3 separate regions of the Homo sapiens genome follow, and regions 2 and 3 are each linked to region 1. The links are chromatin loops, found by intact Hi-C in ENCODE. Cell type or tissue: heart left ventricle. All regions are shown on one strand. Links, peaks and the distances in the headings refer to the core of each region. The heading gives the core; the rest is flanking DNA.

What was found. Peaks named below come from ENCODE experiments on the same cell type or tissue, not always from the same donor. Only the 100,000 strongest peaks of a DNase experiment are listed, where the experiment ranks them.
Region 2: it touches region 1 in a loop (4-fold over the local background); 12 of 110 quality-filtered maps call a loop at or near these places.
Region 3: a loop joins it to region 1, with 10 times the contacts of the local background. A loop is called at or near these places in 69 of 110 quality-filtered maps.

The regions. Positions count from the first base shown.
Region 1 is chr3:12,990,389-12,998,464 of GRCh38, forward strand. All of the region lies in intron 1 of IQSEC1 (IQ motif and Sec7 domain ArfGEF 1), which reads right to left. Among named protein-coding and RNA genes, the nearest start is that of IQSEC1, 79 kb to the right of the region's middle. RefSeq lists enhancers at 1,541-1,835, 3,235-3,793, 4,232-4,301, 4,353-4,911 and silencers at 1,541-1,835, 3,712-3,871, 3,892-3,941, 4,592-4,861. In heart left ventricle, for the core only: a CTCF peak has its summit at 4,755 (motif pointing left); DNase peaks (open chromatin) are centred at 2,948, 3,514, 4,023 and 4,693; H3K4me3 peaks cover 2,547 bases; H3K27ac peaks cover 3,126 bases.
Region 2 is chr3:13,077,742-13,084,433 of GRCh38, forward strand. It overlaps a transcript of IQSEC1 not described here. Among named protein-coding and RNA genes, the nearest start is that of IQSEC1, 7.7 kb to the left of the region's middle. RefSeq lists enhancers at 2,440-2,941, 2,942-3,441 and a silencer at 6,137-6,206. In heart left ventricle, for the core only: no CTCF peak of the experiment used is centred there; DNase peaks (open chromatin) are centred at 3,060 and 4,055; H3K27ac peaks cover 1,826 bases.
Region 3 is chr3:12,864,155-12,872,230 of GRCh38, forward strand. LOC124909346 (a long non-coding RNA gene) reads left to right here. Exons shown (of 2, transcript XR_007095819.1): 2 at 7,582-7,765. Among named protein-coding and RNA genes, the nearest start is that of LINC02022, 17 kb to the right of the region's middle. RefSeq lists an enhancer at 4,143-4,202 and a silencer at 4,753-5,032. In heart left ventricle, for the core only: a CTCF peak has its summit at 3,971 (motif pointing right); DNase peaks (open chromatin) are centred at 4,017, 4,855 and 5,037; H3K4me3 peaks cover 428 bases; H3K27me3 peaks cover 928 bases.

The DNA of each region.
Region 1 (8,076 bases), core at 1,849-6,848:
CTGGCACTAGGGATGAAGTAATGCCTCAGGCCCCACTCTGCCCTCAGGGAGTTCACAGTCTGGAAGAAGAAATTGTGTAAGCACAACTGGATAAGGAATGACGCAGGCCAGGGTTACCTTCTAAAAAGACAGCAGGTAAGGCCCAAGCTGTGTGTACAGAGGTCATTAGCTCCCACAGCTGGCTTTCTATGCTGTCACACACGGCACGCAGGGATTTATTTGGGTCAGTCTGGACTCCGCGCACTTGAGTCTGAAGCCCTTCCCAGAGGAATGCCACCCTGAGGGTGTCTGGGTACACAGACTGGTAAACTGCTGGGGCTCTGGGGCAACCGAGCAACGCTGAAAGGACAATCAATGGTGCAGCATCCTACATCATTCCAGCTGGCCTGTGGGATTGACACTGTTTTAATATTATGCTTCGAGAACCATCATACAAGGGAATGATAGGTTTGTGGTTTTGCAGACGAAATGGGAAATACATGTGAAAGCCCCTGTGATCAGGTCTGGCATGGAGTAGATGCTTAGAAAAAAATGCTCGCTGGGTTTGCACTGCAATCCTGCTGGATTAGAAAGCCACATACACAGTTCTCTGAGTCACAGTTCTCTAAGTCACTGAGAATTTAGCAGCCTGCTTCCTGCTTTTCCAAACTGACGCTTGCTATGATGGCCCCACTGAATAGCCCCGAGGCAGGGGGTGAGAGGGAGTCTGGAAGACTGGTATATTACCAGGGGTCTAAAGTCAGTCCCTACCTGCGCCCTGCTTTGCATCGCCCTTCTGTTCAGTGATAATGGTATCCCCGCGGGGAAGATTCAGGGACTCAGGGCAGGATTTGCCAAAGAGGTATCATGGATGAGGGTGATGAAGGATGAACGGAGTTTGCCAGATGGCAGGGGTGGGGTGTTCCTTCCCGCAGGAGCCAAAGCAGGGCGAGGCGGGGGCCCAGTGGAAAGGCAGGGGGCTCCAGAAAATGCTGCTCCCACAAGCAGGTTTGCATCTCACTGCATGGTGGTAATGAATGCTGATCTGAGATGCGGCAGTGCGTGGGACCCCAGTCTACACGGACCTCACCAACAGAATGGGCTTTTGCCAGCCTCTTGCACGTGAGAAACACCTCTTGATAGGAATGAGCAGCCCCCCACTCCCCACCTGCCTAATTATGAGGGGCAGGGGGAGTGATGAGGGCTCTGGTCAACTCTCCTACCAGAGGCCAGATTCAGACTCCCTGACCAGCACAAAGGCAGCTCCAGCTTGCACAGCCCAGTGATGGGCAGCTTCCTACAAGAACAAAGGATGGCTGTATTCTTGGCTGGGGACACTTAGGTGCTTAGGTCCACCCCTTATACCAATGGCTGAAACTGTGTGCAGGAAAGCTGAGGACACAAATGGTCGCAGTTCTTCTGGTGTGGCCTCAGCACTCCCCTCTGGACAATGGGGGAAGGGAGCATGACTAAAACCAAGGGTGGTGGTGTGGGGACAGCAGGCATGGGACAGGCAGGGCAGGGCAGGTTGGTCAGAGCAGCGGCTGGAAGGGCGGGCTGCCATGGGCCCTTTAAGCAGCCTTGAAAGAGAGTGGCAACTCCAGTCATGAGACCCAAGATTACCTAATGTTTGCAAACCGTGCAGGAGACAGTCCCCTGCAGAGGTGAGCACAGGCCCCCTCCCTTGTCCCTCCACTGCAGAGACCTCTGAGGGGACACCGAGTCCTCCGAGCATTCCCCAGGAAGCAGCCCTCTCAGGATGACTGGGTTGCTGGAGAGCTGGGGACAGGGCCCCTCGGCTCTGAATACGCTGTGTGACCTTGGACATGTCCCTGCCTCTCTCTGGCCTCAGTTCTCCATCTCTAACACAGTAGGGTGGCTCCGGGATGCTCCCTCCGGCACTGATGCTTAATGGCTGGGCTGTGGGCATTGTGGCCACCCCAAGTCACCTCTCAGTTTATCTTTTCCTGTGGGGGGTGGGGGGTGGGAGGAGATGGCACCGCTAAGGCAATTTCTCTTCTTTCCCCTTAAATCTGGTTTCTGGGCTCTAATTGCACATGGCTTCAGCAGCCTGGCCATCTTGCCAACTGTAATGAGGAGGTGGGCATCATACTGGGGGCAGGGGAGGGTGACGAGAAAGCTATTCCTGTGTCACCTTAATTCAGAATTGTTCAGAGGGGGCTGCACAGGCCAATGTGTCCACTGCCTGGTGGAGCCTGACCACAAAATGAAACGGTGGCTCATCAAAGTGCACAACCAGACCCCTGCTCCCAGTCTAGGACAGGTCCCTCACCACCACAGATCACTGGGCATGCTCAGAGCAACACTCACAAAGCTGACCAGGCAGAGCCGACTGCTGTCCTTGTGAGCCTCATCTCCTGGACAAGGCCAGGGGGAGGGGACACCCACTGTCACCTTTCTGCTCCCTTTGCTCCAGGAACAGATCAGCTGTGACAGTTGAGAGCTTGGCAATTTAAAGTGACAACTGCCTGGCAGAAACATGGGAGGGGAAGTTCCCCAGGACTATTAGGGGTGGGGAGAAGCTTGACTCACCTCTGCCAACCCACCCTGCCTGCTTAGAGCCCAAGGGCAGGTGGTTTTGTAGCGGGAGGTTGCGGTGGGGGCGGGGGTCCCACACTCTAAGACCCTGGCCCAGGAGTGTCTCATCCTCAGGCTGGCAGGTGGGACAGGTTTCCAACAACAGCCCCCATTACACCTCATCCCCCTGCTGCCACCTGCCCCCTATGGGTCAGGGTCCAGAGGTCGCCAAGGCTGTTCTGGTCCCCAAGACTGCTCCCTAAGCCAACTCTCCTGGAGGTCTACCGGGAGAGCTCCCTCCACCCCAAGACTGAGAACCAGTCTCTTCCCCACGTGGTAATGGCAGGAGGGGCTGCCCAAGGTCACACGGGGTTGGGAGGCAGGGACAGGGCCAGGTTGGACCCAGCCCTCCAGCCCTGCCAAAGCTTCTCCCTCCCTCCCAAGGCGCGTCCGTGTGGCTCCCAGCGAATTCCTGAGATGCCTCAACCTCCCGCTCGCAGGCTCGGGACCCTGGACGCGGTGGCGGGATTTCTCCGCCCGGAGGCAGCAGCGGTGGTGGAGGCGGGGTGGGGGTGGGGAAGAGAAGCAGGGTAGTGCGGAGTCGGGGGGTGGGGAATGCTTTGCATGGCGACCCTCGGGGTCTGGATTCACGTACCCCCGCTTCGGGGAGGCAACCAACTGCACTGATGAAGAGATGGAGCACCCCGCCCCTCCCCGACCCCCAATATCGCGCCTTTAGCGTTCGCAAGGCTTCGGGATAAGCCGTCTGCATAGCCGCGGAGGTTGGGGCTTCTGCGTCCTCACCGCTCCAGTCCCAGAGAGCGACACCGCAGAGCCCAGCTCAGAAAGACTGGCGCTGGCGCGCCCCGGCCCCCATTCCCGTGAGCTTGGCGGCCGCTGATCCCCAACCCCACAACCCTGCGGCCGGTGCGGGCTTAGCAACTGCGGCCTCGCAACCTCCTTCCGAGACCCGCTCCGCGAAGCCCGCCGCGATCCCCGCGCGCCCCAGGTTCCCGAGAGCCAACTGCGTGTCGGTGCAACCGCGGCCCCGGGGGCGGAGCTGCCGCCCAGGCCGCCCCGCGGAGGGCATTCCCGGCTGCAGCCCCAGCGACCCCCGCCCGGGGCCCCGCACCGCACCGGTCGCCGGGCGCGTCCCCCGCCGGCCCGCCTCCTACCTCGCGGGTCCGCCCGCAGCCGCCGAGAGCGCGCCGTCCCCGCGGCCGGCGCGGCCCCAGAGCGTCCGGTGGCCGGGCGCGGGGGGGCGGGGGCGGGCGCTCGGGAGCCGGAGCCGGAGCCCGAGCCCGATACCAGCGCCACCGGCGGGGCGGCCTCCCCGCGCGCCGCCCTCCTGCCCGCCCCACCGCCCGTGCGCCGTGACCTTGGCGGGTGGCCTCGCCGCGCCTGGCCTCAGTTTCCCCCCTCGGAAGGTGTGTGTGCGTGCGCGGCTGTGCTAGGGGGCGGGGAGGACGGTGCCGCCCCGGCCGCCGACGTCACCCGAGCCTGGACGAGTGGAGGGCGCTCAGGTCGGTGCAGCCGCTGCAGCGGATGGGTCAGGAGAGCGGGGTACGCGGGGTCCAGGCGCGGAACCGGGGGCACTGCGACCCCCGGCATTTCCCTCAGACTACCCCAGACCCCCAATAAACAGCGAACAAACGCACCTCAGGCCAAGTCCCCCGGCTCCTCCGAGGGAAAGCTGCAGCCCCGGCCGAAACGCCCCACCCCCGCCGCCGTCCCCAGTTCGCAGATGGGAACACTGAGGCCCACAGCAGGGAAGCCACTGGCCCAGAGGCGCACAGCTGCACCACGCTCCTCCGCGTCCCCTCCAGGACACACCCTCCTGACTGTTTGGGGACGGGGTGGGGACCTGGGCCTGCCGGTGCCGCCCCCATCCCTCAGCCGACCTCGATTTAGATGCTGGGACGGGCCCTGGTGGCCTGGCGACTGTTACAGAGAATGGGGTGGGCACAATCGGAAGGGAGCCCAAAGACGGGGAAGAAGTGGCGCAGATAGCAGAGGCTGGGCCTGGAAGGGATATGGGCGGGAGCGCGCCCGCGGGGGTGCACCTAAGGAGAAAGCGAGGACGCGCGAGTGCCCTCCCTGGTGGGTCGCAGAGCAGACCTGCCCCGGAAGCCCTGAACGCCGGGCCGGGAGCGGCGGCCTCTCTCCCGCAGCCGGAACCCCGCCGGTCTGGAGCGAGGGCGTCAGGTGGCGGGCTGCGATTGGGACGAGGCGCCCCCTGGTGCCCGGAGGCGGCGAGACCGGAGACCGGAGGGACGGGGCCGCCAGGGCCCAGCCAGAGAAGCTGAGCGAGTGATGTCATGAGTCAGGAGACCCGGCTCTGTGGGTCCTGCCACGAGGGGCTGTGTGACCTTGGGCAAGACGTTTCCCCCTCTGGACTTCTGGGAGGAAAGGACAGAAGGAGGGACCCTGATTTTTACCTCTGACATCTCATGACCCTGGACATCTGGGTCAGGTGAGAATGGGCAAATGGATCCAGAAAGGCACAGACGGATCAGAAGTGAGATGTAGACACTGTTCAGCACTGGAGGAGGATTATTCATTTACTTGAGGCAGAAACTAGTATCCCAATTTTACAGACAAGGACACCGAGGCAGAGAGGTAAAGTCATCTGCCCACATTCACACAGCAGCTAAGGGGTGAGCTGGGATTTGAACACCCACCTGCGAAGCTGTAGCGTCTAAGCAGTGTGCCTGACTGCCCCACTCCCCACTCTTGCAGAATTTATTGAGCATCTAAGTTGTCCCTAGAATACCCAAGGCACTGGTGACAGAGACGAATAAGGAACGGCCCAGCTCCTGGTGGGTCTTCCTGCCTCGTGGCAAGAGTTAAGCCCATGGCTTCTTATCAGTGCTCACAGCCAACTGTACAGTGGATCCCCTGGGAATGGGCTTGTGGGCTGAAATGTGAGTCCCATCCCCACTGCATATTCTACCCTTCCATATTATTGGAGGTTTAAAAAATATTTTTAAGGGCTAGGTGTGGTGGCTCATGCCTGTAATCCCAGTGCTTTGGGAGGCTGAGGTGGAAGGATCACTTGAAGCCAAGAGTTTTGAGGCCAGCCTGGGCAACACAGCGAGACTCCATCTCAAAAATAAATTAACCAGGCATGGTAGTGCTCCAGCTACTCGGGAGGCTGAGGCAAGAGGATTGCTTAAGCCCAGGAGTTCAAGGTTATTGCGAGCTATCATTGCACCACTGCACTCCAGCCTGGGCAACAGAGCAAGACTTTGTCTCTTAAAAACACTTTTTTTTTTTAAAGAGCAGTTAAGGGAAGATAAGATGCTTGTAGTTTTAATATTTAAAAATGCAGTCCCTGAGAAGCCATATACTTTTGTTGTCAGTGCCAGGAGTAGGTCACCTGGCTGGTTGGAAGGCAGGTGAGGAAGTGAGAATGACAAAGGTTTTAGAATCTGTTGGACCTGGGCAAGTCCCACGACTTTTCTGAGACTCATTTGAACTCATCCTTAAAATGGAACTGAAGCTAAAAATTCCCACCCTGCCTCGCTTCCAAGGCTGCTGTGAGAATTAACTATGATAATGTGTGGAAAGCCTGCACAAAATGCACTGTGTAAATATTTTCATTCCCAGGAGCCGTGAAGGAAGATGTCGAACACTTAACTGCATAAAAATTAAAACTATGTAAATGGAATCAAAATACCATAAACAAAGTAAAAAAGACAAATGGTAAACTGAAAAAAAATGTCTGCTGCAGCACATATGACAGAATTTAATTGAGGAAAATGCAATGAAAGTTAATTTCTCTAATACATAAACAGGTCTTTCAAATCGATAGGAAAAAGATGACTAACCCATTAGAAAAAAGAGCAAAGGATATGAACAAGCAGCTCATGGAAAGATCTTCAATCTCACTTGTAATTAAATGTATATTAAAGAAATACAAATCAAAACACAACATGGTTGCCATTTTTTAATCTACCAAGTTGGCAAAAACGAATAAGTTTGCTAATACTTTTGCTGCTAAAGGTGGGAAGAAATGAGCACTCTCAAAAATGCTGTAGGGTGAGGTGCCAGATGGTGCAACCAATCGGGAAGGGTATGGCGAAGCTACTACAGCATGCTAATATAAAAATACAAGGACAGACAACACAGCACTGTGTGTACCAGTAAACAGCGAAAGAAAAGAGCCATCTTCAGGGTCCAGCAGTAGGAGAGGGAGTAACTTCATTAAGATACCCATTACTGGGACTTTGTCCTAGGATGGACAGATCTCCAGGTCATATTTCTACTGAAAAATTCAAGGAACAGAAGACTGTATATCATGATCCTTTTGTGTACAAGTTAAAAGGCTCTATGTAGATGTGTGTGGGAATTTCCTAATTTTCCCAAAGGACACAAATATGCCGAAACAAAAAAACTCTTATTGATGGATACCTTTTGGGAGGACTGAGGGGTGCATGGAATGGATATGTGAGGCGCTTTTACTTTTCATTTTATACTTTTTTGTAATAATTGATTTTTAAAAGGTCAACAGGGGTTATCTGGGCACAAGCTGATGGGCCAATTGAAGTCTCTTCTTGACATGTCTTTATATTTAAACAATCAGGTTTGCAGTGCTTAATGATGGGGATACATTCTGAGAAATGTGTCCTTAGGTGATTTCATCATTGTGAAACCTCATAGAGTGTTCTTACACAACCTAGATGGCACAGCCTACTACACACCTAGGCTATATGGTATGGCCTAGTCCTCCTAGGCTACAAACCTGTTCAGCATATGACTGTACTGAACACTGCAGGCACTTAATCACAATTATTCCCTTGGTTTCCTCCATATACAGTTATTCCAAATCAATAAGAAAAAAACATGAACAACTCAAAATAAAAATGTCCAATTAATTTGACCAGGTAGTAGATATTTGTGTATCTAAACATAACATAGAAAAGGTACGGTAAAAATATGGTATTATCATCTTATGGGACCACCATCATATATGTGGTGTGTCATTGACCGAAATGTCATAATGCACATTACTATAAATGTTTTTAAAGTGAATAAAAATTATTGAAGTATTCTTGTTCCTTAAAGTCCACCAGTGAGGGATTTGTTAAACAGATTATAATTAAGACACATCCATATGATGGAAGCCTATGCAGCCATCAAAAAGAATGTGGCAGCTCTACGGCCAGGCACAGTGGCTCATACCTGTAATTCCAGCACTTTGGGAGGCCAAGGCAGGTGGATCACTTGAGGCTAGGAGTTCAAGATCAGCCTAGGCAACATGGCAAAACACCGTCTCTACTAAAAACACAAAAATTAGCTGGGTGTGGTGGCATGTGCCTGTAATCCTAGCTACTTAGGAGGCTGAAGTGGGAGGATCACCTGAACCAGGGGAGACTGAGGCTGCACTAAGCTGTGATCACTCCACTGCACTCCAGCCTGGGTGACAGAGTGAGACCCTGTCTCAAAAAAAACAAACAACAAAACAAGACAAAAACAACAACAAAAAAGTGGCATCTCTACATGGACTGATATGATAAGGAACAATCCCCAAGATATTTTGGTAGGTGCAATAAAGGA
Region 2 (6,692 bases), core at 1,583-6,582, 87 kb after region 1:
GTGGGCTTCTGGAAGCCTGGCAAACACCTCCCTCTGCAGCAAACCAAGTATCACTGAGGTGCCCTGTCCCCTGTCTTGGGGGAGAAGATCAGACCCTGGCCCTATAACAGTTGAGCAGCAGTCCTTGATATGCTCCTGAAATGGAGCACATCCACTGCTTCTCGATGCTATTTTGGAGTCCTGGCTGATGGAGATCTGAAAGCCACGAGGGCTGGCATCGGTCCCCACTTGCCGCCTTGCCAGGTTTGCTGCTGACTGTGCCAAGGACGGCCGTGGCCAATGGAGCCTGCTGGGGCCGCGGATGAGTGAGGGAGCTGTGGCCCTGCAGACACTCCCTGCAGGAGCTCACGCTGCACGGGGCCACGCTGGCTGGAGGAAGGGGGCGTGGGAGACAGATGCTGCTTGAGATGCTTCGGCTGCTGCAGGACTCAAGAGTCCTGCTCCCCTGGGGAGAGAACCAGTGAACACATGAGCAGAGGGCACCTAGAGCAGCCCCTGTGCTTCTAAGCCTCTACTCAGGAGCCTGTGAGAGGCCCCTGAAGGATGCAGGGCGGTGTAATGTGAGCGAGAGAAGGCATCATTAAAAAGTGGTGGCCAATGGCAGGACAGGATGGAGCAGCCACAGACACTAAATCAGAGATGCTGGGCCCCTGCGTGCAGAGACAGAGCCCCAGGATGTGGGCTCCCTCCCGCACCCAACGGCTGCCATACCCCTCCTTTCTCCCCTCAAACCCTGCACCTCTCAGCAGGCAGTGTAGCCTGGGGGGGAAGGCCAGGAGCCTCCTCTGCCACCAGCTATGGGATTTTGGAAGGGGACCCCACTGCAGCCCTTCATCTAGATGCCGGGATTAACAGGGCATCTATGTCCACCTGCAGGTGAGAGCTGCGTGAGTGCACACAAGTGGAGCAGTCAGACCAGGGCCCATCCAGCTGCGTGCTCTGCTGGTGTTTGCTTTGCTGTTGCAGTTGTTTTAGAGCCAGGGCAGCTGGAGAGTTCACAGGAGGGACATTCATGGGGCGCTGGAGCCGGAGGTCTGGGCTGGGCAGGGCTGGTGCCTCCCTCTCCCAGCTGCCCCAGGGGGTTCTTCCAAGCCTGGCGTACCTTGTGCCAACCGCCCTTCTGCCCCTACTTCTCACCCTTCCTGTGTTCATATTGGCCTAATATGTTTATCTCAATTTAAAATAATTTTCACTAAAGCAGATCTTTTCTATCAGTATTGTAAATTGTGCATTCCACGTGCTAGTCACTTTCCTCCACCAATAAACATTCAAAGAAGTACGATTTAGAGAGAAGCACTGCTCTCCTGAGGCCCTCACAAGGCCCTGGGTGTCCCAACCTGGCAACTCCTGCACTGATGTTGGGGTGCCAGACAGGATAGGTGCAGAGCAGGGCCGGGCCTGTGGAGGCTGAGTCAGCACAGATGTGCACGTGGAGTTGGGCTGTGTGTAGGGCGGAGGGACCGGCAAGCATAGGCCACTGGCTGCCTGGCCCCATCCCTGTGGCCCTGAGCCTTCCTAAACCTCACGCTCCATCTGCCCAGTCCTGCATCCGTAAGTGCTGACCAATGCTTGCTTTGGGTCAGACCCAGGCCAGGCATGGGAAACAAGGTGAGCCAAGGCCCCATTTCCTGCCTGGAGGAAGGGAGCAGCATGCCTTGGGCGGTGGTGGACACCCAGCAAATTTCCTGCCCAGCCACTTGCCTCCTTCTGGTTGCCGCTTCTTTAATCTCTGGGACTCTGGGGGAGCCAGGACCAGGGCATGACTCAAGCAGGGCTGTGAGAGGCAGGCCCAGAGGTTTGCCAGTGTCGTGGAGACAGAGAACATCCCACCTTGGACCTGAGCTTACCCCTGAGAGATAGAGGCCCCTTCTTTACTGGGGCCCCCATGGGGAGGAGCCTGCATGAGAGGCTGCAGGTTCTCATCACCGGAGCCCTGGGCCAGCCACACCTGAAACCTGGAGGTTATGCCGCCCATATGTCCATTTTACATGAGCCAGTTTGAAGCGGGCTCACTGTCACACAGAACCAAACGTTCTAATGCAAGTACCTTGTAATAGTCACAATACTGAGCGAACATGATCACAGTTATAATATGGTAGAACTGACTGTTTCGATGGAAATGTAGATCAAATAATACTATGTAAGATGAGGGAAGGAGGGGCAAGGTTTTTGAGAAAAAGAGATATAGCAAGGAAAAACAGAAGTTTCCTGGAGGACAAGATGTTGAAACAGAGTCTTGAAGGGTGGCCAGAAGCTTGTTAGGCAGACAGTGCATGGAAAGGTATTGCTTGCAGATGGAACAACATGTGCAGAGGCTTGGAGGTGAAAAGCAGCAGAAAGTCATGAGACAACCTGCCAGGGGTTTGGGCTTCATTATGCGGGTAATGGCATTCCAGGAGGTTTCTGAGTAGAGGAGGGACATGGTGAGGTTTGTGATTAAATAGATCCCCTCATGGGGGAAGGATTAGTGGGGAGAGATTAGAGGCTGGGATACCAGAGGAGAGGTTGGGATGGTGAGTCTGGAGGGAAGAGGTGGAGGCCTGCACTGAGGCATGAGAGTGGGGATGCAGAGAACAGGTGTTTTGGGAGAAGTGTGGGTGGGAGAGGAGAGATGGGGTGGGGACAAGGCATCCACCTGCTCGTCGACTGGGTGGATGGTGGCACCCTTTGTCTATACAGGGACACAGGCAGAGATGCAGGGTGGAGGGAGATATAACCCCTGCCCCCTTGTGAGGTGCCAGGGAGACCCCTGGGGAAGAGTCCAGGAGGCTTTGAGCGTCTGGCTGGAGGCTCAGCCCTGCAGGAGAAGAGAGGAGAGAGTGTGAGGGGTGAAGAGAGGTCAGACAGAGCCCTGGGGACATGGACATTTAAGGGAACAGCAAAAGCCGCTGCAGGGGTGGGAAGAAACCCAGCAGGCATCCTTACCCACAGCTGCCCACCTACCCTCCAACGGCCACTTCCCTGGGCAAGTGCGCTCCCTCCCTGCCTCAGCCTCAGCCTGGGAACTGGGCTGTGCTCCCCAGCCCCCGCCCTGCCGCTGTTCCAGGGGATCTGCCGTCTGTCCTGTCCCGCCACAGTGACTCAGGCCCTGCCCTCCTCCCCGGGGATCTGAGCTAATACAAGAACAACATTCTTAGTAAAAAAGAATCCAAAATAAGGGCTAAGCTTTATGCTCAAAGAAGTTCTTCACAGCATTATTTATAACAACAATAAACAAGCTAAAAGCTCAAACAAATGTTAAGGTAAATGTCCAATATTGGGAGCTGGCTAAAAATGCAAGGTTTCTGCATACAGTGGGATATTATACAGCCTTTAAAAGAGATGTTTACAATGTTTGGGAATAACCTTGATGACTGCGTAAAAAAAAGCAGCTTATATAAGTGCATAGTCAGTATGAATATAACAGCGTGTCCATAACACACAACTAGAAAAACATCTGGAAGGACACACAGACATGCCACCAATAAAAGTTGGCATCTCTGGGTGGCAGAATAACTGGTCAGCTTTATTTATTCCTTCAACTTTATTGATTTACTTTTGTTTTAGAGACAGGATCTTGCTCTGTTGCCCAGTCTGGAGTACAGTGGCACAATCACAGCTCACAGAAGCCTCAAACTCCTAGGCTCAAGCAATCCTCCCACCTCGGCCTTCCAAAGTTCTGGGACTTCAGGAACATGCCACTACATCTGGCTAATTTTTAAATCGTTTATAGAGATAGGGTCTCCCTTTGGCACCTGGGCTGGTCTCAAGCTCCTGGCACCAATGGATCCTCCCACCTCGGCCTCCCAAAGTGTTAGGATTATAGGCATGAGCCACCATGCCTGGCCTCAATTTTCTTTATTTTTCAAAGTTTCTACAACAGGCTTAACAATATATAAAAAAGTAAAATATATTACTACAAAAATTTTTCAGTCATCTAAAAATCACTGAAAACACCAATGAACTAATTCTAAAAGGGAGAGGAGGCTGGGATTCTGCAGGGACCAGTGCACGGGGTGGAGTCGGATGTGGGTTTGAAGCTGGCTCCGACACCGCCTGGCCCAGTGACCTTGGGCGGGTCTTCGCTCCTCTCTGAGCCTGCTTTCCCTCTCTAAGAATCTATTCTGGTCCTCCCGTTCACAGAGGGTTGACGTGAATACCAAATGACTGAATGCACTTGATGTGCTAAAGGAGTGGGTGCTGCATGACAGGTGCTCGACAAAGGCGACCAAAGACTGCAGGGGTCGGTAGAGTGGGGTGAATGAGAGCAGGGCCACCGGGCAGCACGAGGGGTGCAGGCTGTGCACTACCCAACTCCATGGGTGCAGCTCCTTTATCCTTGAGTGGAAGCAGTGGCCCCCGAGTCGCGCAGGGCAGCAGCGTGTGGTCATGTGGTCTCTGGAGTGCTGCATCCCAGCTCTGTCACCTACTAGCTGTGTGACCTTGGGCAGATCTCCAAAACTGAGGATAATAAGGGAATCAACGTGTCGGTCGGTTGTGACAGTCTGATGATCTAATGTGTGCAGGTGCTAATCACAGCAAATGGCTGCCGAGTGCTTATCATCACCCTGCACACCGCTGGGCACACACAGTCTCACCACCCCTGACTCTCTTTTTATCCCCGACAAAGGGCAGTTAAGCTTCTTCTGCAGTTCCCTCAGGTCAGGGCTGGGGAGGAAGGCGCAGGCCTGGACCGCTACAATGGCTGGGGTGCTGAAGTCAGAGTGAGACCAGCCTCTCAGCTGGCCTGGTACCCAGCGGGCATTCTCTATGGGCTTTCACACTGAGCACTGCATGGCCATAGGGCCCAGGTGCCCACCTGGCCAGCCTGGAGGTCAGAGGCAGGAGCTCTCTGCCTTGTCAGTCACTGGGCTCTCAGCATCTCCTTGCAAGTTTGGCTGCCATGCTGGGCCCCTTCCTGCCTCCCTTCTTACTGTTCTAAACCACCCCTAGCCCCGCACTGGGAAGGATCTATTTAACCTGAAACCTGACCATGTCGTAGCTCTGGTTCCAACCCAGTGCTGGTCACCCTTGGCTCTCGGAGACCTGTGCGGACGCCTCCCCCTGCCCCTCCTGACCTTCATCTTCCTTTCCGGCCATGCCCCGACTCATGCCACTCCAGCCAAGGGGCCCACTGTCAGCCCCCCACTCCCAAGCTCTTCCCGGCCCCAGGGCCTTTGCACGACTGCCACCCTCATTGGGAATGCTCTTCCTCCCACACTCACTGCTGGCTCCTTCTTGTGGCTCCAGGCACGGCAGAGTGTCTATTCCTGCCCCGCCAGCTCCCTCACAGTCGTCGACCTGAGAAGGGACTCTGTAATAATTACACACTGGTTTACTATCATGTGACCACCTCCCCCACTGGAATGTGAGCCTGGTGGGGGCAAGGACAATGTCTGTCAGTCACTGCTTTATCCCCTGTGCCTGATAACTTGCAGGTGCTCAATTAATGCCCGTGGACTGAACAAGTTGGCAGCTGAGTGACACTAGTGTTCAAGGAGAGAGAGGACCTACGTGCCTACCCTGTCTCCCATTAATGCAGATGGGGGCTGAGAGAAGGTGGCAGTTCTCACATTCTCCCAGGATCTGAGTCCCTGCCTCAGTCACTCACTGGTCCTTCACCCACTGAGAGGCAGTGTGGCAGCAGATAACAACCGTGGAGTCAAGAAGACGGGGCTTCAAATTCCAGCTCTGCCACTCACCTGCTGTGTGACCCTGGGCAAACGACTCAGCCTCTCTGGGCCTCTTCCTCTTCCTACTCTGAACAATGGGGTGGCACATTTGGCTTGCTGGATAAGTGTACCTGGGAGGGTACTCTGACTGGGTGTGCATTTCCCACTGCACAAATGCCCATCCCAGACTGGCTGAAAGCAGAGGCCTCGGGGCCTGCGTTGCAGTCAGAAGCCTGGCCTGTGGCCGCAGGGTCTCTAGGCAGCCTTGCTAGATGCTTCATCTGGAGAACAGGCATGAAATGGTGTCTCCTCCAAGAGCTGTGGAGAATAAATGAGGGGACACATGTCCCGTGCATAGCTGGGACGGCACCTGGCATACAGAGTGTCAGCGACCTGAGGATGAGATCTCGCTCCACTTTCTCCTTGTCTCCCCAGCACCTTGTGCGCAGCCTGGCATGGAGCCGAGCTCAGCGACTATTTGTTGAGTGAATATCTCTCGGTCCCCACTTCATGCCAGAGTCCTGCCCTGGAGGAGTACGCGGTTTTCCAGTGAGAGAGCCTTCCCCCCATCCCCTAGCCTTCCCCAGGGAGGTGAGGGGAAGGGGTGGACTGAGGGGAGGGCGGAAGGCCATATGTACCAGGGGCTCCAAGCGCATGGCTGAGTTCATGCCTCCTGCAGGGTCTCTGTTCCTCTTCTGGTGGTTTCTAGGGTGGGGTGGAAGGTAGAAAAAGAAGAGAACTCAGCTGGTCCCAGCTGTGGTGGGGGTTGTGGGTTTTTCCAGCTCAGGTGGGGTTTTCAGAGGGCAGCTGCACCTGACGACCTGGGGCCTGGCTAAGTAAGGCGTGGGGCACACGGCAGGTCACCCAGCCCAAGGAACGGGCATCACTACATAGGTGGTGTGGAGTCTGGGGCCCCCAAAGCTCCTTCCACACCCCACATCCCCCCTGACATACTCAGCTCAAAGCCTGTGTCCGGATGCTCTTTCTGGCCTGGCAACATCCCAGGGGGTAGCCTGTTCATTCATTCATCCAAACTTTACT
Region 3 (8,076 bases), core at 1,547-6,546, 130 kb before region 1:
CAAGGGACCATAGAGAAGGGGTTCCAGGTACCAGGGAAAACTCACAAACAAAGAAAGCTCCCTCCTGTGTCCACACAGGCCGGGCCTCAGGAGCCACGCAGCCCTAGGTGCAGGCCGGGCAACCTTGACTTGTTCATCTCCCTTTGCAGCCAGTGGCTTCCTTTTGGGAGAATATTCTTCTTGGCATGGAATGACAGCCATGGAGGGTGGGTAGCAGGCCTGAGCAGGGTAGGCTCTTTAGTGGCAGCCCAGAGAGGAGGAACAGGCAGTGGGGGGCTTTCCAGCTCCACCGTCCAGGTTAGGCCACTGAGGCTGCAAAGAGATTGAGTAGCATCCCCAATGATATCTAGACAGGAAGGGATGGCAAAGATTTGCTGTTTACCCCGTCCCAGGCTGCCCCACACACACCCAGCCACTTCCCAGTTTTCTGCTTTGTCCCCCTTCTTAGGTTCTGAAGTTATCTTGTTTTACACCTGTCACTACCACTGGAGCAGGGACCTTGCCTCCCCCCACAGCCACACAGCCCTCGCACCCAGTAGGCCCTCAATCAATAGTTGTGTGTAAGATACAATAAATCTTTCTGAGTTTCTCTTCAAAGGGTTTAGCCTGTTAACTTCCTTATCCTGGCCAGGCGCCATGGCTCACGCCTGTAATCCCAGCACTTTGGGAGGCTGAGGCGGGCGGATCACGAGGTCAGGAGATCAAGACCATCCTGGCTAACACGGTGAAACCTCGTCTCTACTAAAAATACAAAAAATTAGCCGGGTGTGGTGGCAGGCGCCTGTAGTCCCAGCTACTCGGGAGGCTGAGGCAGGAGAATGGCCTGAACCCGGGAGGCGGAGCTTGCAGTGAGCCGAGATCGTGCCACTGCACTCCAGCCTGGGCGACAGAGTGAGATTCCGTCTCAAAAAACAAACAAACAAACAAACAAAAAACTTCCTTATCCTTTGTTCTGAAACTCAACTTTCTTGTTCTCCCTTGCCCCTAGTTACCGTAAACAGCCTACCACTTCCCGTGGGCTCTAATCAATAACACATCTGTTCCCTTGGTTACCTGCACCCATTGTTCCCCTGAAACTGAACATCTCACACGATTCACCTCTGTACCTCACGTCTCCCTCCCCTGCTGTATTTAGGAAAATATGTACAAGTAGCCAATCGGGTCAGCTTAGATTGTGCAGTCTGACCTCAGCCCATGGGGGAGTGGTACAGAGATAGGGATAGGGACTGCTTTAAGGATAAAACCCCCTGGTCTCCTTTGTTCTGTGTGCACTTGCGATCTTGATTGACAGGAGTGACACCCTTCTGCAGAAGTAAATTGCCTTGCTGAGAGAATTAAACTTTTGCTTGAGTGCTGTTTTTACTCGTGGCACTGAGCATTTATTCCTGGAGTATTTTATATCCAACATGTGGAATTGGTGAGATGGGATTCAAGCCCGAGGTGTGTCTGCAGAGCATTGGAAGTGCAGCTCTGGGTCCCTGAGGCTGCCCAGCAGAGCAGGCTTGGGGACCCACAGGGGGAGTGGACGCCTACTGTGACTCTCAGCAAGGCTGGTGGGACTGTCACTCACTAAGCTTATTTGCCCATCCAATCTTGGGGATCCTGAGCTCTCTACGGGACAAGGCTGGTGGGTTCACAGCTGCCCCTGAGGGTTTCCTCGGCAACCTCAAAGAAGACTCTGCTCCTTACTTGCCAGCACGTGTTACTAAAGAACGGGGGGCAGAGAGAATGGGGTAGTTATGGTGACAGGGGTAAGGAGAAGGCAAAGAGTTTTCCAGTTTTCAGTGATGGTAGCGGTGGCGGACACATGGCCCAGAGCACCATCTCTTCCTCCTGTCTGTCCCTTGCTTCCTCTGCCCTGCCACCTCTCCCTTCCTCCCCACCCAGCTCGCTGCAGTCCTCTCCTCCACCTTTCCAAGGTACATGCAGCTTGCTGCTCTCCTGATACCCCGACTAAGGCTGTGGCTTCTGGTCCCTGCTGACTTCTTGGACTTTATTTCCCTGGCCCCCTCCCCCACCTCCTTTCTGTTTGTCCCAGCCCCACCCCCAACTCCCTCTCCCCCAGTTCTTCCTTTGCCATTCATAATCCCCCCATCCTGATTCCTCTTCTAGGTTTTCTCAAAGTTATCTTTTTATACACTTGCTAGTATCTGTTCTGTTTTCCCCCAGACCTCCTCCTGTGCAACACGGAATGATGAACATCTAGACACAGGAATCTCACTCCCAGCCTAGCCAGGACCCAGGTTTTGTGAAGGGGTGTTGGGCAGTAGAAAAAGCAAACCCCCGGCCGGGCGCGGTGGCTCACGCCTGTAATCCCAGGACTTTGGGAGGCTGAGGCGGGTGGATCACGAGGTCAGGAGATCGAGACCATCTTGGCTAACACGGTGAAACCCCGTTTCTACTAAAAATACAAAAAATTAGCCGGCGTGTTGGTGGGCGCCTGTAGTCCCAGCTACTCGGGAGGCTGAGGCAGGAGAATGGCCTGAACCCGGGAGGCGGAGCTTGCAGTGAGCTGAGATCGCGCCACTGCACTCCAACCTGGTGGACACAGCGAGACTCCGTCTCAAAAAAAAAAAGAAAAAGAAAAAGCAAACCCCACCAAACCAACACCCAGTCTAGAGCCTGATCTAAGTGCCACTCAAAACATGTTTCCTCCTTTTACTTTCCTATATCCCAAGAATTCTTCCTGAAAAAGGTGGCCCCTGAGAGCCATCTAGAAGCATCACGGGGTGGAGGGGCAAGGGTCCTGAGAGCGGGTCTTGATGTCCCTTATCCCCAGTTTTCTTGAAGAAGCAGAGCTCCAGAGAAGAGGTAGGGCCCGTGGGGCGTTTGAGTTACACTCCAAGCCTAATTCTCAGTCCAGCAGTCCTGCCCCCAGAGGCTCCCTTCATCTGTCCACTTGGCCAAGGAAGGGGCAGGTCGCCCCACACCCCCCATCTGGCTGCAGAAGACAACCACCAGAAGGGTGTCCATGTAGCCGGGGCCCCAGAACCATGTCTGCATAGAAAGGGCCCAAGGAGCTAGAGCCCTTTAGCCTCAAGAAAAGTGTGAGGGACCCAGCATCCTTCTGAAACCTAAACTGAACTCTGGCCTGAGCCATTTTCACCGTCTGTGCCCTAGAAGGTTGTGAAGGCCTGGAAGTGGGTCTTCCTGCTTTCTCATCTTCTGAGGCTCAAGCCTTTCTCGGACTCCGTGGGTCCCACCCCGCTGGGCACTGCTGTTCCCTCCCTTAGAAGACTTTCACAGGCCCTGACCATCCCTTTTGCCAATCAAGTGAATGTCACCTCCTCAGGGAAGCCCTCCCTGAGCACCCCATCTGCAGTAGGGTCACCTCCATCTCCCACCCTCACTTTTCCTGGTGTTTCCTTCCTAGCCCCTATCTCTATGGAATGTTTTCTGCACTGATAGACTAGTCTCTCTCACCCACCCGGGGGCCAGCGTGTCTGTCTTCTCTGTCCCTGCACATGGGAGATGGTCAATGTTCACTTGTTGGCATCAATGTTCACTTGTTGGCATCAATGAAACAGGAAGGCCCCTGAGGTGCTGGGATTGGGAGCCCTTCACCCCAGTTGAGGAAGGAGGCTTGAGGAAGGGGAAAGGACCCGAGTTAGTGCCCTCTCCCTACCCCGAGGGTCAGCCCCGGGCAGGGCTGGTCACTACACCTTGGGACATTGTGGGCAGCAAACCACCCAGGTGCCAAGGCAAGAGACCAAGGGCACAAGCTGTTCCAGTATAATAAAATATATAGAATAAGAATAGTTATACTAGAAATAGATTATAGATATGATTATATATGAATATCATTAATCATTAGTTTGTAACATTACTCTTTATCCCAATATTATAATCTTTGTTCTACAATTACAACCTAGGAAAACCCAGGCCACACAGAGCTAGGAGCTGAAGGGACACAGTGAGAAGTGACCAGAAGACAAATGTGAGCCCTCTGTTACGCCCGGCCAGGACCACTAGAGGGCTCCCTGGCCTAGCGGTAACGCCAACGCTTGTGGAAGCGCTGACTTCCACAATTCTGCAGGAGGACTTCCACTCCTTGTGGAAGGCCTGACATCAGTCAGTCCCGCCCGCAGCCATCCGGAGGCCTAACCATCTCCCTGTGATGCTGTGCTTCAGCGGTCACGCTCCTGGTCCGCTTTCATGTTCCACTCTGTACACCTGGCTCCGCCTTTTAGATAGCAGTAGCAGAATTAGTGAAAGTACTAAAAGTCTTTGAAATGCATAGAAGAAATAATGGCATAAGCTGTCCCCCCTCTCTCTCTCCGCCTCCGCTGCCAAACAGGGAAGGGCCCCCTGTCCAGTGGACACGTGGCTTACATGACCTTATCAATCATTGGAGATGACTCACACTCCTTACCCTGCCCCTTTTGCCTTGTATCCAATAAGTAACAGTGCAGCCAGGCATTCGGGGCCACTACCGGTCTCCGCATCTAGGTGGTAGTGGTCCCCCGGGCCCAGCTGTTTTTTTCTGTCTCTTTTTCCTGTGTCTTTATTTCTACAATCTCTCGTCTCCGCAAACGAGGAGAAAAACCCACAGACCCAGTAGGGCTGGACCCTACACGACGCCTCTCCCCCTGTGCCCTTGATGGGTGGCCCGCAGGGGACGCGGCCGCACTCGGTCCGCTGTGGTCCTGGAGCAGCCGCGTCCTGGCTGGCGGCATTTAGGAAGGACAAACTCCAGAACCCAGGGCTCCAAAGGACCAATGCATGGGAAGGTCGGGAGGCTCAGGGGAGTGACCCCGCGTCTGGGCCAGCGCTTTGAGGCCCCTGTGGACCCAGTGGAGAGGGCCCGGGTGAGGCCTCTGGAGGCGCTGAACGGGGCCAGGAGCCGTGGGACGCACAGAGGGCGCCGGTCCCTGTGGGCACAGCAGCCCCTGGAGGGAGGTGGTCTCGGCCGCCCTCAGAAATCAGGCTCAGCCCGGGGGTCCCTGGCTCCGCCTCCCAGGCCGGGCTCTCTTTGCCCAGGCTGGGCGGGGCTGATGGCCGTTGGAAGCCCCGCCCCCCGCCGCTCACCGCCTCCTGGCCCCGCCCCCGTCTCCATGGAGACCCTACGCCGCCGGACACCTGTTAGCTGCTGCTCTGGAGCCTGGGGGCTTGACCAGGCTGTCCCCCGACTCGAGACACCGGGTTGCCTGTCCACGCCTCCACTCCCGGGCCACTTCCCCGCGGAGCAGGCAGTAGGGCAGTGAGGGATGGGAATCTTGTAACCAGAGAAGGGAACTGCCCCCAGGCCGAGAGAGTTTGGAGCCTGGGGTACTGTCACCAACAGACCAGGACTCCCGCAGCTGGGCCCTCCCCTAGAGTGTTCCTGCAGCAGGGCTCTCCTCCCAAGGGGCTGTGAATGTTTCCCCAGGGTGGGGCTGAAGCCAGAACCCAGAGGTTTGCCCCTGGGGCACGGATTCCCCAGGTCATTCGCCTCCCACGGGCTGCAGTGAAGGAGGCTCTGAGGGGAGGATGGCCAGCTTTTCCCCTGCAAGGATATGAGCCCCAGGGAAGGCATTTCTGCTCTGGGGACTGCCTCCCTCCCCTACATCAGAGCCAGCCCTCAAAAGCTTGGCCAACCTGACCACTCTGTCTGTGATCTCTGCCAGAGAGGCTGAAAGAACATCCAGCCCCACCTGTGGCCCCTTCCCACCTCAGGCTATATGACAGTATGACACCCCACCTATTTTTTTTCATTTCCACTGGAAACACTAGTAAAACAATTTTTCACCCTCTACCCCAGGGAGCGACCCCCACTAAACCAGCTGACTTGTGACCCCTGGGTCAATTTTGGCCAGAAGATGCTGCTGACACCATACAGAGAGCCTGGGCACCTGGGCCCCCTACAAGCCTGGTCATGGTGCCCATGGGATTTCAGGCCCCATGCATTTCCGAATCAGTATTTCCCCCACAAAAAAATACGCATGTAATTATCCCATGGCCACGTACCTAATCCTGGGGTACAGGAAAAGTGCAGAGGAAGAAGGGCTCCATCACTGGAGCACAGTCCCTTCCTCCTGGGGGTCCCACCTGTTCTTCCCCATCTGACAAAGTCCACCTTCCCCATGGAACCAAAGAGGGCTCAAAGGGAGCCAGCTGTTCACACTTTTTAATTTTCAGCTGCCTGACGAGGGCCAGAAGTCAGGGCAGAAGACCACCATTCCTGCCCCAGAACTCTTCCTGGGCCTGGGAGTGCCAGTGCCCCACCATGGACATATGGAGCTTCCATGTCATTCTCTATTCCATGGTGGCTGGACCCTGCCCTTCTACTCAGGGAGCCCTACAGACCTCAATAATAAAACTATCACAAGAAAATACCATGTCCCACCATTTTTTCCCTTCAACTTGAAAGACTGATTAAAAAGTTATTAACACTAGACCCCAGGGAGCAGCCCCCCACTGGAACAACTGATGAGGGACCCATGGGAGAACAGTGGTCGGGAGATGCCAGTGATACCATATGAAGTGCCACTCCTGGACCACCCAAGCCACAAACAACTCAGCTCATGATGGTCATGGGATTCCGGGCTGAGAACATCTCCGTGTCAATAGTAGAAAGAAAATTCAACTATCCCATGGCCCCATACCTCATTTTAGAGCATCCAAAACAAAAGAGGAAGCACTCTACCCTCAGAGAACTGTCCCTTCCTCCTGGGGTTCCCACCTGTCTTTCCCTATCCACCGAAGTTTCCACCTTCCTGCTCCCACTGAAATGGACTCACAGCAAGCCAGCTTGTCACACTTTTAAAATTCAGCTGCCCAAGGACAGCCAGAAGTCAGGGCAGAAGACCACCATTCCTGCCAGTGCACCTGCTGGCCTGCAGAGGAAGCCAGACAGTTTTAGTGACGCCCCCAGCATGACCCTGTGGCCTCCCCCTCCACTCAGAGCACCAGAAGCAGTGACAGAGACCCAGAAACGTCCCTGGCCCAGCGAGAACCATCGCAGAAAGCCAGCTTCCTCCAAGCTGGGCAGCCAGAGGCTGTGACGTCAGCCTCACCAAGAAACCAGGGCTGCCGCAGGGCTGCCAGAAGATGACTTTCATTTCTGCTAAGATTCGGTCACTTGAGCCCAGCGCAGAACATTCCAACCAATAAAATCACCCCAAAGAAGTAGTTGGACGGCAGTAGTGAAGACAAAAACCAAGTAGGTGGGGTAGTGAAACCACACTTCCTGCATTTTATGGTATTTATTATGTCTTTATTAGTATTATTTTAATTGGCAAATCATGCTTGTACACTTATGGGGTACAATGTGAGGATTCGATAGATGTGTGCACCGTGGAATGAGGAAATCCCGCTACTCAGCATCTCCACCATCTCAGAGAGACCAATTCCACATGATGTCCTGGAAGTGTTGATCTGAAAAAGTTGACCCCATAGAAGTAGCAAGTAGATCGATGTTGAACTGGGGCTGGAGAGTGACAGAGGGAGGGAATGGGGGGTTGTCGGTTAAAGGACCAAAGTCTGGACTGGAGGAAGAGCTTTTGACATCTAGTGCACAGCAGGGTGACCAGATCAATGAGAATGTGTTGCGTTTTGCAAAACACCTGAGAGAGTCCATATCAAATGTCTCCCTGCATTTAGATTGGAGAGGACGAAGGCCCTGAGGTCCAAGAACATTGAAACCTGACAGTGGATGCCAACAGCTGTGGGGAGGAGCCTGGTGAGACGCCCATGCTGCCACGTGCCCAGCAACGTTGGAGCCTGCAGCGCTTTTCCCCTGCCCTGCTCTATTTTATCTTTTTTAATAAAGATGGCTCCTGATAAATGACCGTTTCCTGCAAATCTTGTAGTAGCATTGGAAAAGTGGCAGGTGGGTCACAGACACTCTGCTGCTTTGCGCCCTCCCTGCACAGAAAGGGGGCTGTGCAAACCCTAGTTTAGGTGGCATGCAGTCATATGATCCTCTCAGTTACTCAGAAAAATTGAAAGGAAAAGAGACCTCAGGGAAGTATCAGGATGACCCCACCCACAGCAAATCATTATTAGTGGCTCTGAAGGGCTGAGGCTCTGAGTGGGTGCAGGGCAGAGTCCCACACATTGCGCATGGCCTCTCCACACTCACACTGCCTGGTGAAC